Linked DNA regions of Homo sapiens: regions 1 and 3 are each linked to region 2. A link is a loop called in an ENCODE intact Hi-C map of the cell type or tissue named here. Cell type or tissue: Caco-2. All regions are shown on one strand. Region 1 overlaps PLCE1 (phospholipase C epsilon 1). Region 2 overlaps PLCE1 (phospholipase C epsilon 1). Region 3 overlaps PLCE1 (phospholipase C epsilon 1).

The links. Hi-C counts contacts between places; a loop is a spot of excess contacts. Peaks named below come from ENCODE experiments on the same cell type or tissue, not always from the same donor. Only the 100,000 strongest peaks of a DNase experiment are listed, where the experiment ranks them.
Region 1: it touches region 2 in a loop (4-fold over the local background); 8 of 110 quality-filtered maps call a loop at or near these places.
Region 3: it touches region 2 in a loop (7-fold over the local background); 6 of 110 quality-filtered maps call a loop at or near these places.

The regions. Positions count from the first base shown.
Region 1 is chr10:94,064,545-94,068,544 of GRCh38, forward strand. The region is part of intron 2 of PLCE1 (phospholipase C epsilon 1); the gene reads left to right. Among named protein-coding and RNA genes, the nearest start is that of PLCE1-AS2, 42 kb to the right of the region's middle. In Caco-2, no CTCF peak of the experiment used is centred here; a DNase peak (open chromatin) is centred at 2,067.
Region 2 is chr10:94,005,517-94,009,516 of GRCh38, forward strand. The region is part of intron 1 of PLCE1 (phospholipase C epsilon 1); the gene reads left to right. Among named protein-coding and RNA genes, the nearest start is that of PLCE1, 14 kb to the left of the region's middle. In Caco-2, no CTCF peak of the experiment used is centred here; a DNase peak (open chromatin) is centred at 1,845; H3K4me3 peaks cover 333 bases.
Region 3 is chr10:94,121,900-94,125,899 of GRCh38, forward strand. All of the region lies in intron 2 of PLCE1 (phospholipase C epsilon 1), which reads left to right. It overlaps LOC107984255 (a long non-coding RNA gene), which reads left to right. Exons shown (of 3, transcript XR_007062252.1): 3 at 1-3,532. Among named protein-coding and RNA genes, the nearest start is that of PLCE1-AS2, 15 kb to the left of the region's middle. In Caco-2, no CTCF peak of the experiment used is centred here; a DNase peak (open chromatin) is centred at 1,592.

The DNA of each region.
Region 1 (4,000 bases), 59 kb after region 2:
AAAATAATAAAAGAAAGACCATGAGCCTTACAAAGGCAAAGCTGGGTTTCAGGTCCCAGCCTCGTCACCTTGCTGCTAGGTGATCCTGGGCAAGTTTGACCTCTCTGAGCTTTCATCCGAAAATGAGGACAATAATCTTTACCATGTGGATTTGTTAAGATTAAATAAACAAATGTGGTAAAAGTGCTGAGTACAGAACCTGGGTTGCATGAATTGTTCATTACATGGCTGTGCTTGTTGAGGGTCAGGGAGCATTCAGAGTCCCTGTGCAGTAAGAAACAGAGTAGCCCAAGCCCTTTTTCAGCTGTGTCCCACCTTTTCCTGGCAGAGCCCTGAGCAATAACTGGGGTGGGAGTTCAGGTTTATTGATGTTTTATTCTGTGACTGCTTTCTTAGGGTATGAGCCAAAAACTTTTTCTCATTCTTTGTTCTAAACTCAAGAGTATTTGGCACCAGGTTTAGTCCTAGCCTCTGTTTCTCACTTGCTCCTTAGGGAAACTATCTGTTTTTCCTCTGTTAGCTTGTGTCTGCCTCCTCCTATTTTTATTGTCTCTGGCTCTCACATCACCTAAGCCTGACTCCCCATATTTTTATTTCCCACCCCAGCTTCTCACCCAACTCCTGCCTTCACCCGTCCTGGATTCTGGACCTTTGTCTTCCCTGGTCACTGGAACCTGATTGTCTTTGTTTCAACTGTCCACCAATTTGGTCCCAGACTCTTGGATTGCACTGGATTGGTGATACCATTTATTCCTTTTCCTCCCTTTGACCTCTCGGCTCTGGGGCCATAGCTCATGTATGACACTTGCTCTATGGAGAAACTTAAACCTTGTTTTCCAAGCTTAGACCCAGAATCATGGCCAATCTTCTCTTGGCCTTATGTGCTGTGTGCAAAACCTTATGCTGTTGCTGCTTTTATTTCTTCCTGGATGAGAAAGACATGACCCGTGGATTATCATCATGAATTCTACAGGCCTCACTCTGTTGTACTTTAGTCAGATCGCAGGCATGAGGCTTATTGCATCATATTTGCCTACCCCCATAAAATTATGAAATCTCTGGAGACAGCAGTTGTCCTTAATTATCTCTGTGTCTCCAGTATTTTGTTCAGGGCCTGTTATACAAAAGAAGGCCTTTAATTAATGTTTTCAGTATTAATTGGAAATTGACACTCTGCCAGAAAAGGTCAACCCACAGCGTCAGGGAGGAGTAGGACCATTGGCTGTTAGAGGGCAGCAGGGACCTTGGAATAATTCCAGAAATGGTATCTCAGCCTCAAGTTATTTGGGGGAATGTCCCATGGCCATTTGACAGAGTCAGTGAGGTGGCCAACCTCTCTGCTTGGGGAAGACTTTCTAGATAACCATTAAGGCACAAAAATTGCTGTGTTAATAGCCTTTCCCCCTCCTTTAACCTGTAAAAGATAAGTCTGTGTTTGCTTTGTCAGTGTCCTCTCTTTAAAGAGGCAGTATTTTGGCTAGCTGAGAGAGAGAAGCTAAGTTCATCTATAAAACAATCTATACTCTCAGGGGGAGGAGAAGAGGCACAAAAATCACAAAGATCTATGTGGAGACAGCAAACTTTGGGGAGGTCATTTTGCAGAAGAGTGTTCTGCAGCAGCTAAAGGATAAAAGGAATTGGAGAGGAAAGGGAAAGGGTGAATGGGCCCCTCTGATATTCTCTAACAAAAGCAAATAAAAGATTTAGCTTGTGAATTAGCTTTCTCTGTCTTTTTCATTGTTCTGTCCCTTGCATCAGGCACAATGCTTGGCACATAGATAGCTCTCAGTTAATATTTATTCAATTAATTCCTTAAATAATATTTGTGGCTGTTGGAATTGTATCCTTCAACAAATGATGCTGCCCAGACTACAAGACCTATAGTCACACAATTCACAGTGTTATGGGGCTTGGAGCACGATCTTTTGAGACCCTAACTCTGGTATGGTGGAGGTATTAATGGAGAGGCAGGGAGACATGTACCAACTCACTCCCAACTTCACAGTGAAGTGGCCATGCCCTTCTGTGCGTTAGTTCAGGACCAAGGACAGCATTCCTTGGACGCTCCCCCTCACATTTTAATGCACTATTCCCATGCTTGCGTGTGATTTCAACATCCTGGGCCCCTTGTCTTTCCATTACACCTGCTCTGCAACTTCCCGACTGGGATCAATCTAATACTGACTTCTCCACTTCTAGATATAGACGGCTAAGTACTGCTGGAGAGAAATGACAAAGCTAAACTTTTGGATGACACACAATTTCATGGTTTGTTATCTCAGCTCCACCAAGCAGTCCTAAAATGTCCCTTGTAGTCACTCTTTATCCCATACCCACAATGGTATTCCAAACCTGCATCACTCCAGCTATTCGCACGTTTGCCTTCCTGTTCTGTCTCCATATATGACTTTGTCTCCTATTTCCAGGGGGAATTGAGGTTACAAAGTGTGAATTCCTTCAACTTCCTTTTTACACTCACTTTGCTTTCTTTGTTCACCCTTAAAGGAAAAGGTGTCCCTTGGCCTCTTCAAAACAAAACCCCTATCTCTGCTTCTGATTTTCCTCCCCAACCCTCAGGTCCTCTAGGACCAGACCCTGTTACCTCAGATATTCTCTCCTTCTTCTTGATCTCTGCTGGATCTTCCTAACATACTGGTTAGTGACCCGGACAACCATGAGACTCTGTCATAATCACAAGGACTTCTTATTTAAATATAGAGATTTGGGTACCCTGTTTCTAGCTGACTGAATCAGAGTTTTTGGAGGTGGGCCCTGGAATCTACATATTTAACCAGGATTCCTGGTTCAGAAAGCACCATTAAAAGCTCTGCCTTTACTCTTGCTGCCCCCAAACATCCTGAACCCAGGAGCCAGAAAGACCTCTTCATAATGCAAATCTGATCATCTCATTCATTCCTTGTTAAAAGCCAGAGTTTTTGTTTCCTTTAAATAAGTCAGGTTCAAGGCAGGATACACATGGCACATCAAACTGGACAATATGAAGAGAGTTTAATGCTGGTGATATTTACAAAAGTGTGGCAGGATGTGGGACACAAATAAGGCCTGAGCAACACCCCAGGGCTAACAGCAAAGGGCCTGAAGGGGGAAGAGGAGGGAGCAATTACTTGTGCAATGAAAGAGGGCTGCTTGGCCAGATGTGAAATTAGTGGAAAGAGTCATCTAGCCTGCAGCAAGTGGCAGGAAAGTACAGAGTAAAAGAAATACTCCTTCTTCCTCTGCTTCCTCCTTCTGAACCTGGGTTAGTGCTGGCCTTTGGATGAGGATAAGGGAGACTGGTACAGTGTTTACAGGCCAGCCTCCAGCATCCAGAGCTTGGAGCAGGTGGAGAAGGGAGGAGTATGGGTCTTGGGGAAGGGGAACATGCAAACAGAAGTTACATAGCATGGTTTCTAACCAGCACTCCTAAGATAGGGGCTGAACCCCCATGGTGGCACATAATGTCCTCTTCCAGCAGGCTTTGTCCTCCTGCCTTGCACCCTCCCCTGTAACCTCTATGCAGACTGGCAGAAGTGGGGCTCTGCCAGTCCCAGGTTGTTTAATTGCTCACATCTGTCCCATCTCTTTGCTCATGCAGTCACCTATGTCTGAAATGCCCACTCTGCTTTTGTTCACCTAAAAACTCCCAAACTTCCTGCAAAAGTAAGCCCAAGTGACACCATCTCAATGAAGCCCCTCTTTAGCCTTCTCAGCAATAGAATTGACCACTGCTTCTTTCGTGCTCCCATCATACTCCACGCTTCTCCACCATTGTAATAGTACAGTTGACCCTCTGTTATGCATCCTCGGATTCAAGCAATCACAAATAGAAAATATTCGGGGGAAAAATAACAATTCAACAATAAATAATACAAATAAAACAATGCAACATAACTATTTACATAAAATTTGCATTGTATTGGATATTATAAGTAATCTAGAGATGATTTATGCTATACAAGAGGATGTGTGTGGATTTTTGCAAATAGCCATTTTATATAAG
Region 2 (4,000 bases):
TTTACCAAGAAATGTCTGGTAAGGACTTCCACCTCTGTGAGTGCAGTTGCACCTTTACACCAATGATTCTAAGCCTCTCCACAGCCTAATTCTCACTTCTGAGCTCCAAAGCTGCATATCGGGTTGGCTGGGTAGCATCTCCCCAAAACTCGTGTCCCAAACTGAATGCATCTTTTCCTAAACCCATTTCTCCTGAGTTCTCCATCGTAGTGAGTAGAACCTTAATCAAACCACTTGCTGAGACCAAAACCCTCACCTGATTGAGTCTGTGGTTTCTTAGCACTGAAGGCCTCACCTTCCCAGTCATGACACGCTGCTGCCTTCCATTCTAATGTTTGTCTTTCCCAATAGAGTGTATGTGTGCCCTATGAAGCCAAGGCCAGGGACTTTTGTTGGTTGTTCATTTCTCTTATTTCCAGCCCTCACACAATATTGAACATGTGACAAAGGTCTCAAGAAATACATGTTGATAGGTTGTACAAATGGGAATTCCTGCCCATTCTGCCTTCTAAATATCTCTGTAATCAGGCATACCCGGGTTTGATCCAGCTTTGCTGTTTTCTAACTGGGTGGGCCTTGATGAAGCTATTCTTAAGAAATTATTTTTAGATAATTTCTGATTTACAGATTAAGCTATTTTTAATCTCTCTATGCCTCAGCTTCTGAATCTGTAAAATGGACATAGTCATAGCACTTACTTCATGGGGTTGTGATGAGGATTAAATGAAATAGAGCATGTAAAGCTTATTACTGTGTTTGACATGTAATATCATCTGTTATTACGAAGATAAGTTTGGAGCTAGAATGTGAAAGACGTTCAGTGCAGATTAAGAGACATGTGCTTTACCTTTTAGAAGGTAAGGATCCATGAAAGGTTTCTACTGTGTGGTGGAAAAACCGTGAGCTATGGAATCAACAGACAAGTTCAAATGACAAGTCTACCATTTAATAACTGTGAGACTTTTTCACATGTTTACCTAGCCATTCTCAGCCTCAGTTTCAAAGTCTCTAAAATTTGGGGTAACAATACCTCCTACAAGGGATTGTTGTAAGGTATGAATGAGATGGTGTCAAAAACATCCAACACTACTTGTTTTTTTTAAAATTTACTTTCTTTACTTTAGTACTAAGCTCTAGGTTTCCTTGGAAACAGATCTGCGGTCAGAACCTTGTTCTTGGCTAAGCTCACTTTAACATTTTTATCAGATACTTGGAGAAGGCATAAAGCCGTATTTCCCAAATTGGCAAATGACTCAAAGCTGGGAAAATAGCTGATACAATAGGTGATGGAATGAAGGCTCAAAATGACTGTGGCAGGCTGGAATGTTGGTCCTTTACCAAATGGGACATCTAGTTAGTGGGTCAAAGCAGTTAAGAGCAGGGAGACCACTGAGGGTGATTCTGCTAGTCCTGATGATGTATGCAAAGGATCTGAATTGAGGTGGTGTCAGTGGCAATACAGGGAGTTATTAGTTGGGAAGAACCTTTTAGAAAACTTATTAGAATGTGACAGCTGATTGGATATTTGGGGGTGGGTGTGTTGATAAAGAGGACTATGGATGATTAGGAAGTTTCCTTTCTGGGTTTCTAGGGGAAAAAAGAGGTACCGGTTCATAGGAAGGAGGAAGTTAGGCAGAAGAGCTGGATTAGGGAGAGGGAGAGAGGACAGGAGTCTGGTTTTCTACATCGTGTGTTGGCTCTACTGAAGAGGAAGTTGAAAAATCAGGACTGTAGCTCCAAGGAAAGGCTGTGTCTGGAAAGAGGCATTTGGAAGTCATCCACATAGAGGTGATAGTTGAATCTGTGGGTGGGAGGGGAGGGGATGGCCAAGGAGTGGCTGGTGCTATTCAGAATCATTAGCATTGTTGGCTGTAACTTTAGATAAGCAGTGTAAACAAACCCTTGCCCAAGTGGGAACTAGTTCCACTGCCTTCCTGGTGCTAGTATGTAACTTGTTAAAGCAAAGTTCTGCAGGATGAAAAGAATCTCCTAACAATTTCAGGTTTAAAAAATTATATTTTTAATTACAGAAGTGATATACAAATACATTCTCTCTCTCTTTTTTTTTTTTTTTTTTTTTGCTACTGGTGTTTCCAGAAGAGTGAATACATTCTTGTTTCTAAATAATGTAAACTGCATATAGGTTAAAAGCCCCCTGTTAGTCCCCATCAAAGCCTACTTTCTTTTTTTTTTTTTTTTTTTTTGGAGTTATTTGGTCTGGTGGGTATTCTTATAGACTTTTTTCTATGTATTTACATAGTTACACACATGCACATGCACATAAAGATATACTTTTGTTTTCGTGTGTGGTTTTCTTTTGTTTTCTATAAATGAGTTCATACTATGTTTTGTTCGATTTATTTTTATTTTTAAGAATATGGCCAGGCATGGTGGCTTATGCTTGTAATCCCAGCACTTTGGTAGGCCAAAGTGGGAGGATTGCTTGAAGCTAGGAGTTCGAGGCCAGCATGGGCAACATAGTGAAACCCCCATCTCTCCAAAAAAAAGAAAAAGGAAAAAGAAAAATTATCTGGACATGGTGGCACACACCTATAGTCCTACCTACACGAGAGGCTGAGGTAGGAGGATTGCTTGAGCCTGGGAGTTTGAGGCTGCAGTGAGTGGTGATTGTGCCACTGCACTCCAGCCTGGACAACAGAGTGAGACCTTGTCTCAAAAAAAAAAAAAAAAAAAAAAAGTAACAATATGCTCTGAAAATCTTCAGGTAAATTTATCTAGATCTAAGTCACAAAAACAATAAAACCTGCTTTCTGGGTACAAATGTACCATATTTTGTTTTGTTTGTTTTTGAGATGGAGTTTTGCTCCTTTGCCTAGGCTGGAGTGCAGTGGCATGATCTCAGCTCACTACAACCTCCACCTCCCTGGTTCAAGCTATTCTTCTGCCTTAGCCTCCTGAGTAACTGGGATTACAGGTGCGTGCTACCACACCCGGCTAATTTTTGCATTTTTAATAAAGACAGCGTTTCACTACATTGGCCAGGCTGGTCTCGAACTCCTGACCTCAAGTGATCTGCCTGCCTCAGCCTCCAAAAGTGCTGGGATTACAAGCTTAAGCCATCATGCCTGGTGAATGTATGATGTTTTATTTAATCATTCCACTATTGATAGAATATGCCTTGTTTCCAACTTTTACATCTGTCCATCCTACAGGAATTTGCTTCTAGGAGACTGCTGAAGTGCCCCAGAGGCTGGAATACTTTGGTAAATAGTCAGCCAGGAGGTAACAAGCCATCTGGGGCAACAAGAGGCACATAAGGAGAAAGGAGGTAGAAAATGCTCCTTCTTAGTGTTGCTGCCATGGCTTAGAGGAAGGAGACCTATTCATTTTGGGGACTCAGAAGTAGATGAGAGAGGCTGAGCCGTGTGTATGGGTTTTGCAGGGTGGAACCATGGATGGGTGCTAGAGGTGAACTCTAAGTACTGCTCCTTACTGCTCTGGTCCCATCACCTCCCAGGGGTCAACTAGTAACACACCTTTGACCTCTTGTGTTAGTCTTCTCGTGAATTGCTATAAAGAAATAACTGAGGCTGGGTAATTTATTAAAAATTTAAAAAGAGATTTTAATTGGCTCACCATTCTGCAGACTGCATAGGAAACATGGTACTGGCATGTGCTTCTGGGGAGGGCCTCAGGAAGCTTACAATTATGGTGGAAGGCAAGAGGAGCCAGCATGTCACATGGCAAGAGCAGGGGCAAGAGACAGAGAAGGGGGAGGTCTCAGACTCTTAAACAACCAGATCTCATGTGAACTAATGGAGTGAGAACTCACTCATCACCAAGGGGATGGCACTAAGCCATTCATGAGGGATCCATCCCCATGATCCAAACACCTTCCACTAGGTCCCACCTCTAATATTAGAGGTCACAATTCAACATGGGATTTGGAGGGCACAAACATCCAACTATGTCATTCTGCCCTTGGCCCCCTAAATCTCATGTTCTTCTTATATTGCAAAATACAATCATCCCTTCCCAA
Region 3 (4,000 bases), 120 kb after region 2:
GGAGCCATGAAGATAGAGGCCACACTGGACATTTCCAGCTGGGCAGAGAGAGGAAGGTTAGAAACCAGGAAAAGATGAGCAGGAGTTCAGCCAATGAAGGTTTGGGGCACAGGAAGCAAAAAGCCTGGTCTTATAGGTTGGCATTGGTCCCCTCCACCTGTTGGGGACACACAGAAGCCTGGAGCCACAGGATGTCAGGAACTTTCTGTCCCTTTCAGCTTCACACATGCACAGCTTAGCGAGAACATTACCCTTGATCCTCTGAGCCAGGGATCACAGTCTACGGGATTTGTGAAAATTTGGTTTTGTCTTGCAGGGAATTTGTCCCCATGTAATTCATTAATTGACCCATTGCTCCTTAGAGCTGCAAGGAGCCTGGTAGTTCAGGCCATTAAGTCCCTTCTGTAGGCCTAATTCATGGCCTGACATCACAATCCTAAAAACATAATCCATTTGTCCTGATTTGATTTTTTCTTTTCGAGAGGCTCCCTTGGCAGCCAGGTTTTCTCATTATGATATGATTCATCCATATGGTAATTACCATTAGAATTAGTATCTCAGACGTGATTCATCTTTGGAAATATTAAGCTGGAAGCATCACTTACAGAAAGGCCTGTTCCATTTACAGCCATGGGGAATGTCTGCAGAGATGCTCCTTCATCCAGCTAGCATTTGTTGAGTTTTGCCCTGTACTGGATTCTGAACTAGGGGCCTTGAGGCGTATAGAGATGAATAGGCCCTAGACTGTGCCCTCAGTAGCTTCCATTCTAGAAGGGAGATGATAGGGACGTAAGTGCTTGTCAGATGGATGGTACAGTCAGAGATGAAAGGTAACATGTTCTCCTTAAAGTCTAGGATACAGGTTTTCAAACTCTAGCAGGAATCAAAATCACCTGAAGGGCTTGCTAAAACACAGATTATTGGGTCCCAGCCCAGAGTTTTTGATTCAGTAGGCCTGCGATGGAGCCCAAGAATTTGCAGTTCCAACAAACTCCTGGGTGAGGAGGATGATGCTGGTCTGGGGACCACACTTTGAGGACCATAGCTCTAAGTCTTCAATTATTTCTCCACTGTGCCCTTTCTCCATTGCTTGCAGCATGCTAAGCAGTGCCCTGTGCTGGGGACAAAATGTTTATTAAAGCTTGGTCCCTGTTCCAGTGGGGAAATAGTAGGAGAGTAAACAGTGATTTCTGTACTTCACAGAAAGTGCTACTAGAGCTTTGCTTAAGGTGTCATTGGATCACCAAAAAGAACATGATTATTTCTTGCCGGAACCCAGGGAAGGCCACATGGAGGAGGTAAAATTTTAATAAAAGGGATGTGGATTGGAAGAAGTTGTATGGAAGGGCATTTGCAGCTGCGAAATTCCCAAGTTTTCAAATGTCCTGGGGCATCCTCTAACTTCTTCTGAGATGTTCCCCTGAAGTGATAAAGGTTCAGCTTACTTCCCATAGAAGCCTCTGGCACAGTTCTGGTTAATTCGCCTGGTTTTAGCAAAGTCTTTATGTTTGTCTTTCCGGAGTTCTGTTTGGTCAGTGTCTTGCTCGTGCATGGTCTGAATACTCTCAGTAGAATGGAATTCTCTGCACAGGCATTTGAATGGAATGTGGAATCATGAGCAGAGCAAACAGCAGCCTGCTACCAAAATTCTCCTCCCCATCCCTGCCATTTAAGTCTCCAAGCTGCTGCAACTACCCCCTCCAACAGCCTCACTGTTTTTGTTGACTCTTCAGGAAATTCGACAGTTCTTATATCATTGCATTTTGTTTACACACAGACACCCATCAGACATGAAACTTCTAGTATCTTCAACCTTTTAGAACACTGCTTGTAGATTCCAAAGTTAGAAAAGAGGCTCATGAGACTAGTAAAGGGGTTTCCAAACCATAGCGCAGAGCTCTTACACTTCATGCTGTGAGAGGCCCCTGCGTTGTTACCACCTATTAACTCACAGGTGACACCGTTAAAATAAATGTCATTGTTTTTCTAGCTCAGGGCACTTTAAGAACCACATTATGGGGAGGATAAGGGTGCTATTAGAAGCACATATATAGTCACTAATGCGAAATGGCAGCTGATACTGAAGGAGAATAGTAATAAGAGAGAGGGAACAGGAGAAGCTAATGTATTAGAGAATAATGATCATCAAAATAATCATCAAAATTAAGTTTAATTATACCCTCCATCTGCCACTGAAGAAGGGGCTGGGTATGATATAGGGTAAAATCCCAGCACGCTGGGACGCTGAGGCGGGAGGCTTGCTTGAGCTCAGGAGTTTGAGACCAGTGTGGGCAACATAGCAAGACCACATCTCTACAAATAATATAAAATTAGCCCAGCATAGTGGTGGTGCCTGTAGTCCCAGCCACTCAGGAGGCTGAGGTGGGAAGATCACTTGAGCCCAAGAGGTCAAGGCTGCAGTGAGCTATGATTGTGCCACTGCACTCCAGCCTGGGCAACAGAGTGAGACCTTGTCTCAGAGAAAAAAAAAAAAAAAAAGAAAGAAAGAAAGAAAAAGAAAGCAAGGAAGTATGGATTATAGAACAGTAACACTAAAAGGGACCTTGGAGATAATAACTGGCCAGCCTCTTCGTGATAAAGATAAGAAAACTGGGGCAAAGAGTAGGTTATGAGGAAGAGGGTTTCAGTTATTTGCCCAGTATCACACAATTACACAGTACAGACTGTGGGTCTCTCCAGGGCAGAGTCTTTTTTCTTTTTAAAATCATTGTTCTCCAGCATCTACCATAGTCGATGTAACTGCAACTCAATATTTGTTTATTTAAATTGATTTAGCAGAGTCAATACATTAATCCGTATCTTGGTTTCTTTTAAACCCCATGATCCTTTCAAATGATCAATTTCATGAAAAATTAGTAGAGAGAATAGATCAGATTAAGTCCTTTGACTCTAAGCCCATCAGCAAATGATAATGAAATGTTGTTAAACTGTTGGTGGATTTATCAGAAATGGCCAAGTTTGGTTACTAGCAATTAAATCCACATTTGGCTACAGCTATTCTGAATACTTTGTAAAGATTTTATGCCATTTCATATGATTTATATATCTAGTTTTCAGCAAATACAGGTGACAGTAGAATGTCGCCTGTGGTTCAGATGAATCCAATGTAGTCAGGGCCAAAAAACCAGAGGATTCTAGCCAAGTTTTTGGTGAAGACATAGAATTGAGAAATTCACTTATTCAATCAAGAACTGTTCATTGAGAACTTATAATGCCAAACACTGTTCTAGACACTGCAGATACAGCAGTGAAAAAAAGAAAATCTCATGAAGCTGACATTCTAATGGAAGGAACAGACAACAAACAACAAACAAACAAAAAGTGATGGAGGGATTGTGACTACAATTACCCCTCTGTTGAAAGTGCTTCCTCTGACATCTGTAATAGGATTTTCTGTTTGGTTTGGTAGTTAACAGCACTAGCTTAGACATGGAGAGTCTTGATGTTAAGTCCTAGCTGTGTGCACATTAGCGCCTTATTTTTTTTTTTTGAGACAGAGTCTCGCTTTGTTCCCCAGGCTGGAGTGCAGTGGCGCGATCTTGGCTTGCTGCAAGCTCCGCCTCCTGGGTTCATGCCATTCTCCTGCCTCAGCCTCCGGAGTAGCTGGGACTACAGACACCTAGCGCCTTATTTTTAAATGCTGATAATAGTAGAACCTCTTCATAGAGCTGTTCTGCGGTTTAATTGAAATCACATCTCACTACTCAGGGCCTGGTTCATTTTAAGCATTCAACAAATGATGCAATTATTATTATTATTGAGTCAATGGACCTCTAAGTAACACACTTTCTTCCTGTTGAAAGATTTCAGAAGATATGCCATCAGATCTTAGAACCTCATAATTTTTCATAAGTGATCTCAAAAAGATAGCTTCTGAAACAGAGCAAGTACAAAATTGACCCCACTTGACAATACCCTTTTTGACTTTAGTAGAAGTCAAGTCAAGAAAAAGCTCTGGCTATTCCAAGGAGCTTTCCTT